Linked DNA regions of Homo sapiens: all the other regions are linked to region 1. The links are chromatin contacts, found by Hi-C or POLR2A ChIA-PET in ENCODE. All regions are on one chromosome and are shown on one strand. The core of a region is the stretch at or near the end of the contact, and the rest is flanking DNA. Distances in the headings are between cores, read along the strand shown. Region 1 has its middle 34 kb from the start of LINC00242. Region 2 has its middle 47 kb from the start of LINC01624. Region 3 holds the start of LINC01624 (long intergenic non-protein coding RNA 1624). Region 4 has its middle 93 kb from the start of LINC01624. Region 5 has its middle 140 kb from the start of LINC01624.

The links. A loop is a pair of places that touch in the nucleus more often than their neighbours do. ChIA-PET counts read pairs that join two places held with the same protein, here RNA polymerase II (POLR2A). Pooled maps may share reads with other maps.
Region 2: a loop to region 1 is called in a map of mammary epithelial cell, with 4 times the contacts of the local background. The contact joins two enhancer-like sites. A Hi-C loop is called at or near these places in 2 of 168 maps with a recorded cell type or tissue (endothelial cell of umbilical vein and mammary epithelial cell) and 4 of 50 pooled maps. POLR2A ChIA-PET finds 5 or more read pairs at or near these places in 1 of 52 experiments (OCI-LY7).
Region 3: a map of HCT116 shows a loop between it and region 1 (2.9-fold over the local background). The contact joins the promoter of LINC01624 here to the enhancer-like site in region 1. A Hi-C loop is called at or near these places in 4 of 168 maps with a recorded cell type or tissue (HCT116, lower leg skin, sigmoid colon and 1 more), 1 of 37 single-sample maps with no recorded cell type and 4 of 50 pooled maps.
Region 4: a loop to region 1 is called in a map of heart right ventricle, with 2.8 times the contacts of the local background. The contact joins two enhancer-like sites. A Hi-C loop is called at or near these places in 1 of 168 maps with a recorded cell type or tissue (heart right ventricle) and 5 of 50 pooled maps.
Region 5: a pooled map of heart left ventricle shows a loop between it and region 1 (1.9-fold over the local background). The contact joins two enhancer-like sites. A Hi-C loop is called at or near these places in 1 of 168 maps with a recorded cell type or tissue (mammary epithelial cell) and 5 of 50 pooled maps.

What each region holds. Positions count from the first base shown.
Region 1 is chr6:169,830,779-169,834,023 of GRCh38, forward strand. No RefSeq gene overlaps it. Among named protein-coding and RNA genes, the nearest start is that of LINC00242, 34 kb to the left of the region's middle. Within about 2 kb of position 1,338, at least 3 of the 41 ENCODE cell types and tissues checked have a DNase peak (open chromatin) inside an H3K27ac peak, as active enhancers do.
Region 2 is chr6:170,224,035-170,227,030 of GRCh38, forward strand. No RefSeq gene overlaps it. Among named protein-coding and RNA genes, the nearest start is that of LINC01624, 47 kb to the right of the region's middle. RefSeq lists an enhancer at 1,423-2,403 and a silencer at 2,255-2,473. Within about 2 kb of position 1,402, at least 9 of the 41 ENCODE cell types and tissues checked have a DNase peak (open chromatin) inside an H3K27ac peak, as active enhancers do.
Region 3 is chr6:170,270,888-170,274,044 of GRCh38, forward strand. It overlaps LINC01624 (long intergenic non-protein coding RNA 1624), which reads left to right and starts at 1,587. Exons shown (of 2, transcript NR_104177.1): 1 at 1,587-3,157. The region is part of intron 2 of LOC285804 (a long non-coding RNA gene); the gene reads right to left.
Region 4 is chr6:170,177,622-170,180,613 of GRCh38, forward strand. No RefSeq gene overlaps it. Among named protein-coding and RNA genes, the nearest start is that of LINC01624, 93 kb to the right of the region's middle. Within about 2 kb of position 1,555, at least 12 of the 41 ENCODE cell types and tissues checked have a DNase peak (open chromatin) inside an H3K27ac peak, as active enhancers do.
Region 5 is chr6:170,135,931-170,138,916 of GRCh38, forward strand. No RefSeq gene overlaps it. Among named protein-coding and RNA genes, the nearest start is that of LINC01624, 140 kb to the right of the region's middle. Within about 2 kb of position 1,426, at least 16 of the 41 ENCODE cell types and tissues checked have a DNase peak (open chromatin) inside an H3K27ac peak, as active enhancers do.

The sequences.
Region 1 (3,245 bases), core at 88-2,587:
AGGAACAAGGCAGCTCCCTGGGGCCTCTTTTGTAGGGGCACTAATCCCACCATGAGGCTCCACCCTCCGAACCTCATCACCTCCCAAAGGCCCCACCTCCTAACACTGTCACCTTGTGGGTGAGGTTTCAGCCTAGGAATTTGGGACGCTTGCGCATTCTGCCTGGAGCATTAACCACGTATCTTCCCTGTGTTTGCCAAGGATGTGTCCGGAGACTTTAGTCAGTCCTAAAATTCTCCCTCCCGCTAGTGAGTGACCTGAGCAGTGCATCCTGCAGCAGCCCAGCCCTCAGGTGTTCATCCTCCAGCAGCGCAGCCCTGCCCACCCTCGGGAGGAGGAGGGGCCCGGCGCTGACACCTGCGGCCTTCTCAGTGCCACAGCCGGGCTCTGCATCCCTGCAATGCTCCACAGCTGCAAGGCTGCTCACTCACTTTGCACAGTGGCTCCCAAACCCCATTTGCAATTTTCCCTCCGAGACCCTCACAGCAGCTGGGGCCTCCTCTTCAGGCCATGTGTCCCTTCTTCAAGAGTCAAAATGAGAACAAGTCCGTCTCTTCCTTTTCTTCCTCCAAGCTTGGGGAGGCAGCAGCTTCCTCTCTGGCCCCCAGTTAAGGACCTTCTACCTACGGATTCCCTACATCAAGTCCCTCATGGGAATTATCTGTTCTGGTAGCTTCCGTGGCTTCTTTCTCTTCCCAGACCCTGACAGATGACCACGCGTGGCTTGCTGAAGCCATAGCTGTATGAGGACACTGGCAGAAACGGCTGCTGTTCTTCTTGCTTCCCAAAGGGCAGAGATACCTCGAGTCACAGAAGGATGAGGAAGCGTCTTCTCACACCCCTGACTTCATCTGCTGGGAGCTGGTGGCTGAGGGCGGCTGGTTTGCTCTAACCCTTCAACACCGATGAGTGGAAAGGGCCAAGGAAGCAACCCCCGCAAACTGCCTGGTTGCCAAGAGGTCTCCCAGGTAGGGGACAGACTCGGGTCCTGCCGGCAGCTGCGCAGGGAGGGTCTCCATGACGCAATATCTCCACACCACGGCAGGGGGCGCTGTTCACGTGCGCGAGAACGCTCCTTAGTGACCAGAGCCTTTGCTCCAGGGACAGGAGCTGCCTCAGAGCACAATTTGCTGCTTTGAAAAGGGATTTAGAACAGGAATTCCCTCAGACTTGGTAACAGTAGATGCCGTGTGAGCGGAAGAGCATCTTCAGGGAAAACGTGTGAGAAATGGGGGAGAGGAAACCTGACTCCAAATAAACCAAGAACACGGCAGAAATTAAGGAGCTCGCAAAAGCTGTGAGAGGGCAGCGAGTTGCCAGTTCATATAAATGAAGAGATCAGCAGAGTCCACCGCCGACTGGTTGCGAAGAAGTCTAAAAACAGACCCAAGGATTCGGAAATTCGGGGCCGTCGTAGAGCCACTCATTTCAGTAGAACAGTAAGTGCAGAAACCAGATTTATACACACAGGTATATACATGGATACACACATCTATACACACACTAGTTTTCTATTTGTGTTTTAAAATTTAACTTTTTATTTTGATGTTTAAAGAGTACATACAAATGTAGAAAGGACTGTGTAATGAACTCCCATGTACCAAGTACCACCTGATTAATAATTAAGTGGCTTATGACTAATAATTATTGACTCACGACTCAACTTGTTTAATCAGTTTCTGCCTGTCCCCACTCTCTATCTCTCTTTCTCTTTGGATTGGAGTATTTTCTGGCCATCCCAAAAGATATAATTTTATGTAACTACTGTGTCTCTAATGGATAAGGGCTTTTTAAGAGCAGCAGAGGGAGAGAATTGGGACAGAACCCAGAGCCACAGGGAGAGCTGTGTCCTTGAGCAGCACAGATCCGAGGCAGCGCCTCTGGTTGCCCAGCTAGTTTAGAAGCATGATCAAACATGTGACATGAGAAGCAATATTTACCCTTCTAAAATGTGGCTTCAAGGATAGATTGGTTTAAGCCAAGCCTCCTTTACTTTTCCAAATAAGAACAGACACACACTGATAGGAAATGAAACAGGAAATGGCCCCCCTGGCTAATGTGTGGGTAGGGTGAGATGATTCCTTTAACTTGCTCAGCATGAGTGCCTTCTCAGGATGTGACAGGAGTTCATGTCGGGATTTAAGAACATGGACTTCTTGGATCTGTTGGTTGTATGTTCTTGGGAAAGTTACTTATGCCTCAATTTCACCTGCAAATTGGGGTTAATAATGTTTAAGGTCACAAGGTTGTTCCAAGGATAACACGAGAGGGTGCATGTAAAGAGGTGGGTGTAGCACCTGCCGTGTAAGAACTGCTCAGCCTACATTAGCTGTAATGACGATTGGTGAAGACACCCGCTTGTTAACTGTTGTGTTCTGTGAGCCCCCCAGAAGCACCTTGTCCGTAATTATCACACAGAAGGCCTTTTCCTCCACTTTCACCGTACACAGAAATAATATGTAAGGCCCAGACTTAAAATGTAGGCTGTCATTTTTTTCCTACTCGAAAATAATAGAGAGAAACATTTCTTTTTTTCTTTTTATTTCTAGTGCACCTATATATGTGTAAGAATGGTTTATTACTCTCGATCTTCTAAGTTAATTTTGGGGGAAAATAGTAACTCCTTCAAGACTCTAGAGTTTCCTTTAGCCAATTAGACATTGTGATGACTCATCTGAGAGAGTATGAGTAGGCTGCTTATGAAATTTATTCTGCCACCCAAAGATGATAAACTTAAAGAAGTCCCTCACCCAGACACAGCATAATAAAACAGCTGAAAACCAAACACGAAGAAATCTTAAAGTCAGCCAGAGGAATCAGCACGTGACGCACAGGGAGCAAAAATCCAAAGGAGCGTGGATTCACCTTCAGGAGGAGCCCTGGAGTCCTCAAAGTGGCACAGCAGGCCCAGAGCATGGAGGAAAAGAGCTACGCACCTTGAACCTTATATCCAGCAAAAGTGTCTTTCAGCAATGAATGTGAAATACAGACAGTCTCAGATGAAGACAAACTAAGAATTTATTTCCAATTTACCTGTGATAAAAGAAGCGCCACAGAAACTTCAAGCAGAGAGAAACAGTAAGGATAATCTGGAACTTCAGGAATGAAGGGAAAGTGACAGAAATGATAAATGTCTGGGTGAATAAAATAGGCCTTTTTCTCGGTGTGTATGAGGAATGAAGGCAGCATCCATAACACTGGTCTTTTCAGCTAACGCAGAGGTCCACACAGAGGGGAGGGCACGG
Region 2 (2,996 bases), core at 152-2,651, 390 kb after region 1:
CAAGGCAAGGCCCAGAGGGAGCTCAGGGTGAGCCCCCTTCCACAGACAGAGTCCCTGAGCCACGCAGGAAGCCAACAGTCTCTGCAGGATCACAGACAAGGTGTAGAGCAGGTGCAGAGCTCTGTCACTGCTCCCAACATGCCCAGGATGGGATGGGATGAAACGGCCTCTCCACCAGGTGCCCAGGGCAGGGCCTGAGTCCACAGGACTGTCAGGGCCCCACAGAAATGTTTTCATCCCTTTTAAAATAAGAAGGAAGAAAACAAACTGGGAGGTAGAAGAAAATGTTTGATTGTATACAAATGTATTCATGTTTTTCCGATGCGGTTGTAAAATGTCATTTTTAATCTTTCTTATGGAGGGCAGGCCCTGCAGCAGCAGCTCTAGGGGCCAGGCCTGTGTGTCGCTTCCAGGACACTTCCTGGGCCGGCAACGACAGCACCAGGCAGCCAGCAGGGAGGCCAGCAGCCTTCCTTATCAGCCGCAGCCTGTGGTCTGGGCCTCTCCTCTAGAGTTGCCCCTTCCCCTTAAAAGAGCGTCTGTGCTGACAGTAATGTCTGGGCTGGCCCCTGGCCCATACTCTAAAGAAGACAGCCCCACTGCTGCCGCACACAGGCAGGCAGGTCGCTACCTGTCAGCTCAGGTCCCTGGAGACTCTGTGGCCCCACTGACCACCCCTGCCTCCTGGGCCCCGCTGGGGACAGGGCCGACACACGTCCATGCCTGCCTCTCCTTCCACACTGTCCCCGCTTCCCTCTGCCCTGCATTCCTGGTCCCTGCCTGCAGCCCCGAATTCCTGCAGTGTGCGAGGCAGCATGTGCATAACTCTGGAATTCACTTTCTCATCTGCCTGTCACAGCCTGAGCCCGTGAGCCCGCAGGGCTCAGCACAAGTCCCATCTGCTCACCGGGCAGACGCATGGCAGGCTGTGACTCAGGAGAGGGAAGTCCCTGGGCTACAGACTATTAATTGTAAACCCAGGAGGCCAGGTGACACCCTATTCTGAACATCAAATAAGGGAAAATGAATGCATCGCATACTAGGCAGGCCAGCTCCCAGGTGCTCAGGCAGGACACGGCCATCCCTGGGGTTGGTTCTCCCTGTGCCTGGCACTCTCCTCTCCAGGTGCACCAGAGCTGACTCTGCACTGCCAAGTGGGCTTGGGGAGCACTGCACCCCACAGGAATGCTACCTGCTGGGAAGGGCACAAGAAGACAGGAAGCCATCAGCCACACAAAGGGACAGCCTCCAAAATCAACACGTTCGGAATCAGCCACGCAAAGGGACAGCCTCCAAGATCAATACGTTCACAAGAAACCAGCAGCCGAAAAGAAGACTTTACCTCGAGCCATTCCGGGAAGCACGAGTCACTCCCACTTCCAGGCACACACCAGCATTTACCTGGTTTGGAGCTGCCCAGCCCAGCCCAGCACTCTTGCCAAGGTACCAGAGCCTGGAGGAGGAGAAGAGGTGCCTGGCCCCACTGTGCTGTGGGACGGGCAGGGCTGACACACATGTGCCACTGTGTTGCACAACCACAGCCTAGCGGGCTTCCTCTGCCTTCACCCAACCCGCTAAGGACATTGCTGAGGTCAAACAGGTCTTACATGCAGTTTTTTGGACTCCTGAACTGAATGGACTTCGTAAACATAGTTTACTTCTTAAATTTAGTCTTTTATCACGTTCTTCCAGATAGAGAACGGCTCCCTTAGGGACACCTAGATCATGTTTCTCCCAACCAGCCATTGTTTGCCGGAAAACCCAGCTCATGGCCACCACCTCCACAGCGCAGCATAATATCCATGTGAACCGGTTAGTGCTGTTAGCATTAGAAATGCCGGATTCTTAATGCTTAGAGCTGAAAGCGACCGTCCTCAGGGCCAGCGCTGTCACCTCACACGGGAAAAGCACGACGCATCACGTGCTCTGAGGTCAGCCCTGCTGTCTGTGCAGCTCCACCTCCAGTCTCACCATCCCCACAGCCCTGCCCCAGTAAGTTCACTGGACGCTGGATGCTAGATGCTGGCCTCGTCCGCTTGTAGCCTTCACCCCTGCCTTCCGAGTATTGTCAAGTGAGAGGCCCGCTCACATCAGTGAATGCCCGGTACTGCAGGAGGAATCGTGATCTGAACAATCAGATTTGAATATCTTTCATAAGCCTTCTTTCTAAATCTCCAGCGAGCTCACACTTGCCTGATGGAATCTAACCGTCATGCCCTCCCCGTCTTGGCACCCCAACAACTTTTGCAATATTATCATGACCTGGCAAGAATGTGCTGTTTGCAGATGCAGGCGACCGCGTGTTCTTTGTTGACATGCCAAGCAAAGGAGGCTGGAAGAGGAGCCCTTCCAAGATGCCACCTGCAGTTCTCACTGCTCTCGTCACTACATTAAACATATTTGGCCGCTGTTAGTCAGTTCGGATAAAAATACAAGTAGATTTCAGCCGTGTTTGGTAATTCCTAAGAGAAGGTTCACTGAGTCCCACGAGGGGCACCAAGACACTTTATCCCCCAAGACGCCCACCAGGAAGACAGGTGCTCCATGTTCCGCTGGTTTCCACCTCACACTGTGAACGGTGGTTTGTGTTTTTCAACAACACCCAAGGCTTTTTTTCTTTTGCCTTATAAGGAGTACTTTCCCCACGTGGTCAGCAGTGTAGGGACTGGTGTCCTCGACTGCGGAATCTGCAGGGCCTGTGCCCACTGCTCTCTCCTGCCTGTGTGTGGGCCTGACCTGGGGCCCCCTGCTCTGGATATGCCCAGGACTTCCCCTTGGTGTAGCCCCGGAAGTCCTGTGTCCTGGAGCGAGGCCTCTGTGCCAGGCAGACCAGGGTGGTTGGTGGGGTCCTGTGCCGACCTCCTAAAATCACGCCCCCTTCCATTTGTCTTATAGCAAACAGATTTTGACAACACAAAGCTTTCTTTAGAAATTTAAGGTTGGGCACGGTGGCTCATGCCTGTATTCCCAGCACTTTGAGAGGCCAAGGTGGGCAG
Region 3 (3,157 bases), core at 337-2,836, 440 kb after region 1:
TTAGTAGAAACAGTGTTTCACCATGTTGACCAGGCTGGTCTCAAACTCCTGACCTCAAGTGATCTACCCACCTCGGCCTCCCAAAGTGCTGGGATTACAGGCGTGAGCCACCACGCCCGGCCACCTTCTTCACTTTCATAGAATGTCTGGACTAAGTCTTCAAGGCACAAGGGCATCAAGCTCTAATGAGCACACGGGGGCACCACTGCAGATGGCCAGGGGGCAGGCGGAGGCCACCATGCACCCTCCCTCTTCATCGGCTCGCAGCCCCTCCTGGGGAGCTCTCGCTGCCATCACAAGCTGAGAGGCTTACAAGACACACATTCATCCCCTCACGGTTCTGCAGGTCAGGAGCCTGACAAGGGTCCCACTGGGGTAAAAAACCAAGGCTTGGCCAGCCTGGCTCCTTCCGGAGACTCCGAGAGAACCTCTTCATGTCTCTTCCCGTTTCCAGAGGCCACACATTCCTGGGCTCCTGGCCCCTTCCCTGTCTCTGAGCCACACTGCATCTCCAGCCTCGCTGACCCACCCCTGCCGCTGCCGAATTCCTCCCTCTGTCCCCTGTACAGACCCTGTTCTTCCACTGGGCTCCCCTGGGGAATCCAGGCTAATCCACATCTCAGGGCCTGGGGCTTAATCCACAACGTGCTGTTGGCTCTGGGGTCGGGAGGTTGGGGAGGCCGTGCCCGGGGGCCTTTCTTCTGTATTCCACACCATTGATCCACATCATGTTCAAATGATCTCCTAAATGGAATGGCTTCCTATCAACCCACGTCACTGGCTTCACCCCACTGTTACCAGGAGCTGGTTCTTGTTGGGCTCTGGAGGCCAAGAAGGGGCTCCTTCCCTCTGCCCATCAGCAGGTTGCTTGGCACGGTAGGGTGGGTGCCCCCGTGAGACACAGCTTGGGAGCACGAAGCGGCCGCAGGCCCTGGGCCCGGGCTACGGGCTGGGGAGGAGGGAGGATGAGGCGTGCAGACACTGAAAGGGCGGCTGCAGAGACTTTTTTGTCCAGAAGTAACCCAGAGCGAGCAAGTCCCTGTGGGTGAGGACCACGCATGCCCGGTTGGCGCTGATGTGTGGGAAAACGACAAATGGTGCAAGCCACACGGGTCACGTGCGTCTCCTGTGCTAATCGTGGATTTTCATTTCCTCCGGAGACCCAAATGAGAAAGTAAAAGTGTATGCAGGAGTCAAACCCACTTTCTAGAATGTGGTTAATTTCTAGAGGCAGCTGGGTTTCCTGTGGAGAAGACAGGTTTGCCTACGCAGCGTAGAGAGGAGACGGCTGTGTGGGCTCCAGCCCCAGGGGAAGTAGGGCCCGGGGGTCACCGCGAGGAAGCTCCATCGGCCGCGGCGGCTCTGTGGAATCTGAAGCGCGTGGTCTCACGGCCACCTCCCCCTGCACCAGCCGTGTGGCCCAAGGTGATGTCTGTGTGCCTTGGTTTCCTGATGCGTAGAACGTAGCCAGCTGGAGGACAGGGGGGCTGTCGGGTTCTTTGTGTGGAGGTCTCCAGAAGGCTGTTCGTGCTGTAGGCAAATTCCACAAGACCTAGGAGCCAGGACCCCAGGTGCCTTGATGCTGGAGGGAAGAACCTGGCTGAGACGCACCTGCAACTGTTTGGAGCTGGTGACCTTGGGCCCAGCACACCCTCGCTGCTGGTGGACACAGCCCCTCACAAGCAGCTGCGAGGCCCTCGGGCAGTGGCATGGGCGCCGTCGCTTCCTGCTAACCCCACATCCTCATTTCCCACGCTTCTCCTTCCACCTTCCATGATCACTGGGACCTACTGCCTCAGGAACCGCCTCAGAGGGACAGAGGGAAGCAGACCACCCTTTTCTTCAGAGAGTTCATGGCCCAGGGAGGGAACGCTGGCTGGGGACGATCACAAAGCCTCTCTGGTGCCCGGCCAGCGACAGGGACCCTCGGGGCTGCGGGGGGAGAGGACGCCCCTGCCCTGGCCGCACAGGGTTGGGTTAGAGGTGAGCTGGGGCCGGAGAAGCCACGGGAGCCATGTGGCGCCTTCTCAGGAGGTGCTCCCGCAGCTTCGCCTCCTCTCGTCTTCCGTGCGCAGGGAGGGACCAGCCCAGTGACAGCTGGGAGCAAAACTGGTCACCTCCCCTCGGGCTCTGGGCAACTGTCAACCTGCAGCTTTGAGTCTCTCCCCCTGGAATCTTCTATCTGGGGTATGATAATGTTATTACATACGTTGGTTATTTACAGCACAACATGAAAAGGCAATTTGTAAGGACTGGTCCGTCTAATCGGGGCGAATCACCAGTCTTCTGAGGCATCGTATTGAGTTTAGTTTCCGACTGATTGCTAAATGCCTTCACGCTGCGTGGATATTGCCCAGCTCTGCCTCCCTTGCTGCAGGTGCCCTGTGGATGCTGAGCTTCCACGGAGGGGCTGCTGCCCCCTCTGCCCCCACAGCTCAGCTCGAGTTCACCAGTGGGGAAGGCCGAGGGCCTGTGGAACGAGGGCTCCGTTCCCCCACCGCAAGGAGTGAACGGCACCGAGGTTCCCGCCGCCGAGCCGCAGCGCTGTGCAAGCCCCCGATGGGCGACGGACACCAGGCCCCAGCCCAACGCGCTTCCTTTGGCTCCTCCTGAACTGGGGGGGGGGCCTCGCACCCGCCTTGCCAGGGCCCTGGCATCTGTCTCACTGGCCTTTCTCACCTGGTATTCCAGTGAGGAGGGTGCTTCAGTTTTACTCCCTTTGAGAGGCAAGATCTTCTCAACCCACAAGAAGAGGCGACCAGGTCCTGGGTGACTGTCGAATAAGCCTGGTCCAACTGGGAACAAGTCTTCTGGGCCCTAATTTCCCACATGGTGTTCTTGTCTGACAAAATCACAGCCTTCCACGTTCAAGAATCTTCATTCATCTCTCTCTTTCAGCGAATGTTCCCTAAGCTCTCCCATCACTGAGCACTGCTGCCAACAGCCCAGCTGCATGCTACCACTTTGGTTTGATGGAGAGAAGGGCTCAGAACCTCGTGCAAGTGGGAGGCAAGCACAAGTACAAAGGCATCTTCCGGAGCCAAGGTGGGGGCGCAGAGGGCCTGTCTCAGTGAGATCCCACTGTCTTCCAGGGTTTGCCACCGCAGCAGTAAGCCCTGGAGTGGCCCCACACCCTAAGATCCACGGGGGAAAAGGT
Region 4 (2,992 bases), core at 305-2,804, 350 kb after region 1:
GCGACCTTTCAGGCGCACCACAGATCACGCCACTCTCCTTGTGAGATCTGCGCTGCTGTTTGTCGCTACTTCTAGAACAAAATCCAGAGCTGCAGCTGCCCCCAAGGTGCTGAGACCCACCCGCGCCCCCAGGCCCACTACCCATGCCCTTGGCTCATGGATGCACTGAGGCAGCCTCTGGGGCTCGGGGCTCAGGCCTCAGCTGGAGCTCTGGCCTGGGGCCTTTGCACGGCGGCTGCTGCCATCTGCTCCTCCCTGGCGCTGTGGGGCCAGCTCCTTTCTTCGAGTTCTCTCACTGGACGCATTGCCACCTCACACGGGACCCCTGACCCTGAGCTGGCCGGGTGGGGCCAAGTGACCCCAGCACCCAGGAAGTGGGCCCCCGCCCAGAAGCTGCTGTTTGTTTCTTACTAGCACCTAATAAGTTGGAATGTACTTCGCAAAGCCGTGGCTTTCGTTGACTGTCGACTTGTTCAACACCGCATCCCAGGTCTGTCTGTGCTCAAAGAAGAGTGAGTGCCTGACCAGAGGCGACCGGGGCATCCAGGCCTGAGCCACACAGCCCTCTGTGTCACACACACGGCTGGACTTCTCTCTGGCGCGTCCTGAGGCTGGCGGGCGTCGCCTTTGCAGGTGTATGAATACAATCTTCCCACCGTTACTCAGCAGGCACAGGCTCCTGGGGCTCTGCCCCTTCACTGGATGCAGGAGAAAGAATTCTGGGTAGGCAGGAGGGTGCCGGGCTCTGCCAGGGCCATGTTGGCCACGGGCAGGGCAGCCCAGGCCTCTCTGGGCCTGTTTTCTGTCTCGTTTCTTCTCTCCCAAGTGTAGCAGGATTGCAGAGTGGGGTCCTTTCCAGGTCTAAAATCATGTAGCCTCTTGTTTTCCTGCTGTGCATGTGTGGGGAGGGAGATTCAGATGACTGTGCACAGCAGAGGTCTGCAAACGAGAAGACAGGGTGCCTTCGTCTAGGACCCATTTGGGCTGCCACAGGCAAAATGACACATTTCCTGGTAAAGGTGACTGGCACGGCTAGGATCCTGTGCCCTCAGGAACCCAGCGAGCTGGAGCTGGTGTTCAGTAGCTGATGGCGTGGGGCTTCCCTGGCTGGGCCCATGCAGGTTTGCTTAGGCCGGTACACTCGCGTGGGGTCCACACTGCCTGAGGCAGGCACCCCCGCGCCCCATCCTTGTAGGTTTGTAATATGAGCGCCTCCTCCAAGCAGCCCGGAAGCCGGCCAGGCCCTGAATGGGTTCTGGAGAGTCTTGCAGCCCCATCCAGCACATGACCCAGGACAGGGCCACCCAGCTGTCCTCCCCAGCCCCATCCAGCACCCAACCCCACCCTGCATCAGCTGCTCTCCTTGGAACCAAGCTTGCGGGGTGGGGCAAAGGTGACCCCAGCACGCAGCACGGTGCCAGGCATGGAACTGACACGTGATGCCCGTCTGTTTAACGAGTGAACAAAGGCACCAGAGGCTTTCTTCCCTTGAACACCAATCTTCCAACCTAGATTAGCAGCCGAGCGAGAGGTGGCGTCTGAACAGCCTAGATTAGAGGCCGAGCGAGAGGCGGCGTCTGAACAGCACCCTGGGATCAGGCAGCGCACGCTTCCCACATGTGTCTTGCTCGTTCACTAAACAAATATTTGTGCTTGGCACCAGTTGATATGTTGGCATTGTGTTTCATCTGATTGTGTGTTATTTAAAAAACTCCTATTACTAAATCCATTAAGCAACCAAACTGCTAGAGTCACTAGATTAAAATGCATGACACACAACTACAGGAAAATGTCAGGAAATGCAAATCTAGGCAGGCGTCCTCAGACATATCAGCTATGAGGAAACTCTCTCTAGGAGATCTGTGTTTTCCTCCCAAAAGAAGATCATCTTTCCAGAAAAAGAGGATTTTACAGTCAATTTGCTAACATAATATAAATTTGTCTCCTTCCGGGGACTTATATATGTTAGTACATAATTGGTGTCTTTATTGATGGCTGTAAGAACCAATACCTCCAAAATAAACAGAATTTGTACAATAGTAAAGCCATTTAAAAAGGCATGCTCCACTTTATAGAATATAACTTATTAATCACATTTTGAAAGAATAGAAATGCATTCACTCTTAAGATTGCAAGCTGAGCATATGCTGAAGTCTTTCCCCATATGCACATCAAACTGTGAAATGATAGGAAAAAATAGTAAACATATGGAGAGGCATCTGGAAAAACAAAGAACAGGAATTCTCTGAGAATCAGCAGCTCTCAGGAAACCCGGACAGGTTCCATTAAAGATGCAGCTGCCGTTCCAATATTCGCCCACTCCTGGACTGGCTCATGGGAGCACACAGCCACTCCAGGAGTTCCACGCCAGGGAGGAAGGCAGGCAGGTGCATCCTGGAGAGCACACGGGAGTTCCCCAGGTCCCAGTAGAAGGGGCTGGCTTTCCAACTGCTACCGATCCCCTTACCCAGGCTGGGAAGCTGGCAGAGGGGTCAGGACCAGGCAGAGCAGCAATTGGGCCAGGGAGAGGAGGCCGCGCCAGAGATGTGCTGGGGAGGCCTGAGCCAGCCCAGAGAGCAAGGTTCAGAGGTCAGAGGCCACTCATCTCCCACTCTCCCTGGGATAACCCAGAACTCAAGCCCCAAAAGGTGACTTTTCTGGCAGGCTGTGTACGGGGGAATAACTACCTCAAAGACGACCCCACAGTCAAATATAGTCAGACGTCTGAAGCATCAACGCCATGAAGACAAGATTACCAAAGAATTTGCACTTGAGAAAACTGAGCTAATAGCACCACCGAAACAGAACATTTAAAGTGTAAGCAATAGCCTCAGAGAGCCAAAAGGAACATGCAGTATCTGCGACTCAGGAATGGAAAGTTATGAGTAAGAACCAATTAGAAATACAGGAAATTAAGGATACATTTGTTGAAACTTAAAAATTCAAATTATGCTTTGAATTTTAGAATGAATATAACAGCACTGTGAGTAAA
Region 5 (2,986 bases), core at 176-2,675, 310 kb after region 1:
CCTCCCGCTCCCACTCGCAGAGGCCAGAGCTCGCCGAAGCCCAGACACCGCCAAGGGCGCCTGTCCCTGGAAGTGCAGGGAGCTGCTGGGCTGGAGGGAGCCCAGTGTGCGCCCCCACGGAGGCCATCACCACGCAGGCTACATGGGCAGGCTATGTGGGAACCAGGCCCACGGTGTCCCCGGACAGCTCTGAGTTGATGATAATGGTGACTCTGCGGGAGGACAGAAGACAGCGGATAACAGCCCCGAGGGAGGGGCAGCAACACCAGCTGCGGGCTGGAAAGGCAAAGGCGGCCGCCAGCCTCACAGGTGCACTGGGAGGGGAAGAGGCTCACACAGCCCCCGCTCGCCCGGGCCTGGGGACGTCTGAGTGGAGCCTCCGCCCGGGCCTGGCCAGCGCCCTGCTCGCTTTGCCCTCGGGGCGTGTGGAGCCCCCGGCACGCTGGCTTCTCTCTGGGAGGCCACCCAGATGGCCGGCCCCTACCCCGTCCGTCCACCCTTTGCTTCTCTAAAGGCCCAATTCAGAGCCCGTCCCCTCCACAGAGCCTTCTCCGGGAGCCCCGCCACCCCGGGCTCTTCCTTCTCTCGTGAGTCTCCTGCTGCTGCGTGTGCGGGGCCCGCCTGCGGCAGGCCTTGGGCCCCTACTTCGTGTGCGCGGGAGGAGCTGGTGGGCACCTTCCCAAGAGCGGGGACCTCGCCTGAGTGCTCACGGCTCCCCCTCCAGTGCCGCGCAGGGCTGGGCACAAAGCCGGCACCGACACCCTGGACACCTTGGGCTGGTCGGCGCTTCGTCTCCTGCCACCGGCTCCTCAGACCGCGCCCTCCCCGCGGACTTTTCTCCCACTTGACTTGATCAGCACCGTCCTCCACCTGCTACTCAACGCGTGGCCCCCGGACCAGCGGCGCCAGCATTGCAGGGGCGGCACCCGCGAGACACCGGATCCACGGCCTCGCCACCTACGGGGTCAGAAACGGACGCCACGAGACCCCGGGGGCCTCCGTGCCAGCAGCACCGGGTCGCCAGCCCGGGCCATTGCGCACAGGGACGCTGACGACGACTCGCCCGCGATGGAAGAAACGGTGAGATAACAGTGCGGGACCTGGCGACCCGCACCCGCGGCCGAGCCCGAGCGCACCGGAGCCGGAGAGATCACAGCCCTTGCCGAGGCCGGGATTCCGGTGGCTCAGGACGCTGAGAAAGCGCAAGTCCTTCCCGTGGTCCAGGCGTCGGGGCTCCAGCCACGTCCCCCGACCTCCGCGCGCCGAGGCCCGAAGGACCTGGGGATCCTGGCGCGTGGTTCTCGGGGCGCTCCGGCCCTGCGGCCACCGCCGCCCTGCACGGCCCTTCCAGCCCCAAGTCCTCCCACGCGGAACGATGCTGAGTTTCGCAAGTCCTGGGCGGGAGGAGCGTTGAGCTGTGGCTCTCATTTGAGTCCTTTAGAACACGCTCCTTCATGTCGGATTCTCCCGAAGTGTCTCGGGCTGTTTTGCAGTTTTGCTGAATCGGATGGCAAACGCCCAGGACTGTGGGAGGGAAATAACAGGATGACTCGGGGATCATTAATCCCAGCCTGGTGAGAGCGACGCCGGCGAGACAAGGCCAGGCCCATCTGCCGAGCTGCCCTCTCGCAGCCTTTTACTCCAGGCGAGCGTGTTCGCTCCCTCTGCCCCTCAGCTTCAGGCCCGTTTCTGAGAAGCAATAGGAAACTCGCAGGCCATAAAAAACGCACAGGCCCGTCCCGAGCCCTTCCTGTGTCCTAAAAATACAGCGCGTCCCTGCAGTAGCTATTTTGGAAGGAGCCAGCAGAGTGTTTCCTGCAGATGAAAGGCCCCGAGGCGCCATAAACAGGATCTCAGACCCGGACTCTTTTTGGAATGAGGTCAGAGCCCCAGGGACCAGACCAGGCGCTGCAGAGGCCGGGGCCCAGGGCAGACGCCTGCTCCAAGGAGCACCTTTTTGGGGGGTCGGGTTGAGGGGGTGGTGTTTTTGTTTTTATTAGTTTTATTTTGTTTTGAAATTCAAACTAACTCAGAAAAGGCGGGGCGTGAAGAAACGTGTAGGATGAGGAAAGAGAACTTGTGAGCCTTAAGAGCTGCCCGGCGCCGTCTTACCAGGCCTCGCCCGGCCCGGCCCTGGCCCTCAGTTCCCTGCCAGGGTTGGGACTTAAGGGAGATCTTATGACCTAGGAAATCCATTCACTGAAATTGGGGGTGGGGAGGGGGAGCCCGGAGCCCCGCAGCCTCAGAGGCTCTCGCTTCACAGTGGGGAGCCAGGACTGGGAGGAACAGGCGGGAAGGAGGAACAGGTGGGAAGCCCCTTCACAGGCTCCTCCTGGGATTCCCCGGCAGGGGCTAAGCTGATCCTGCAAGAGTTATGCCGGCCCCTTCTCAGAGACAAAGCTCACACTGCACGGTGCTCCAGGTGCTCCAGGGCCCCAGGATCGGGGGGGCCTTGGCCTTGCCCCGGAGAGAGAAGAAGGACCAACGGTGGCTGTCCTGAGTGCCTGCCGTGGCCCCACAAACAGCAGCACAAGCATTCAGAGGGCCACCAGGTGCAGGCCCACGGGGTTGCAGGTGCTGCGTGCCCTCGGGGTCCTGTCCATCCATAAAAAGCTGCTTCACTTTTCCATGTGTCTGCCTGGCCATCAGTAGAGACAGAACAGTGACTGCAGCCCCCAATCCCCTTGAGCCACAGAGAGCGACAGTGACCTTGAGTGTGGAGAGCAGCGGTGACCTTGAGCGGGTGGAGAGTGGTGGTGCCCTGGCTGCACGTGGAGACCGGTGGTGCCGTTAAGCCGTGGAGAGCTGCGGTGACCTTGAACGAGTGGAGAGCAGCAGTGCCCTTGAGCATGCAGCGAACTGCAGTGCCCTTTAGTACATGGAGAACGGCGGTGCCCTTTAGTACATGGAGAACGGCAGTGCCCGTGAGCACCTGGAGAACGGCGGTGCCCTTGAGCACGTGGAGAACTGCAGTGCCCTTTAGTAC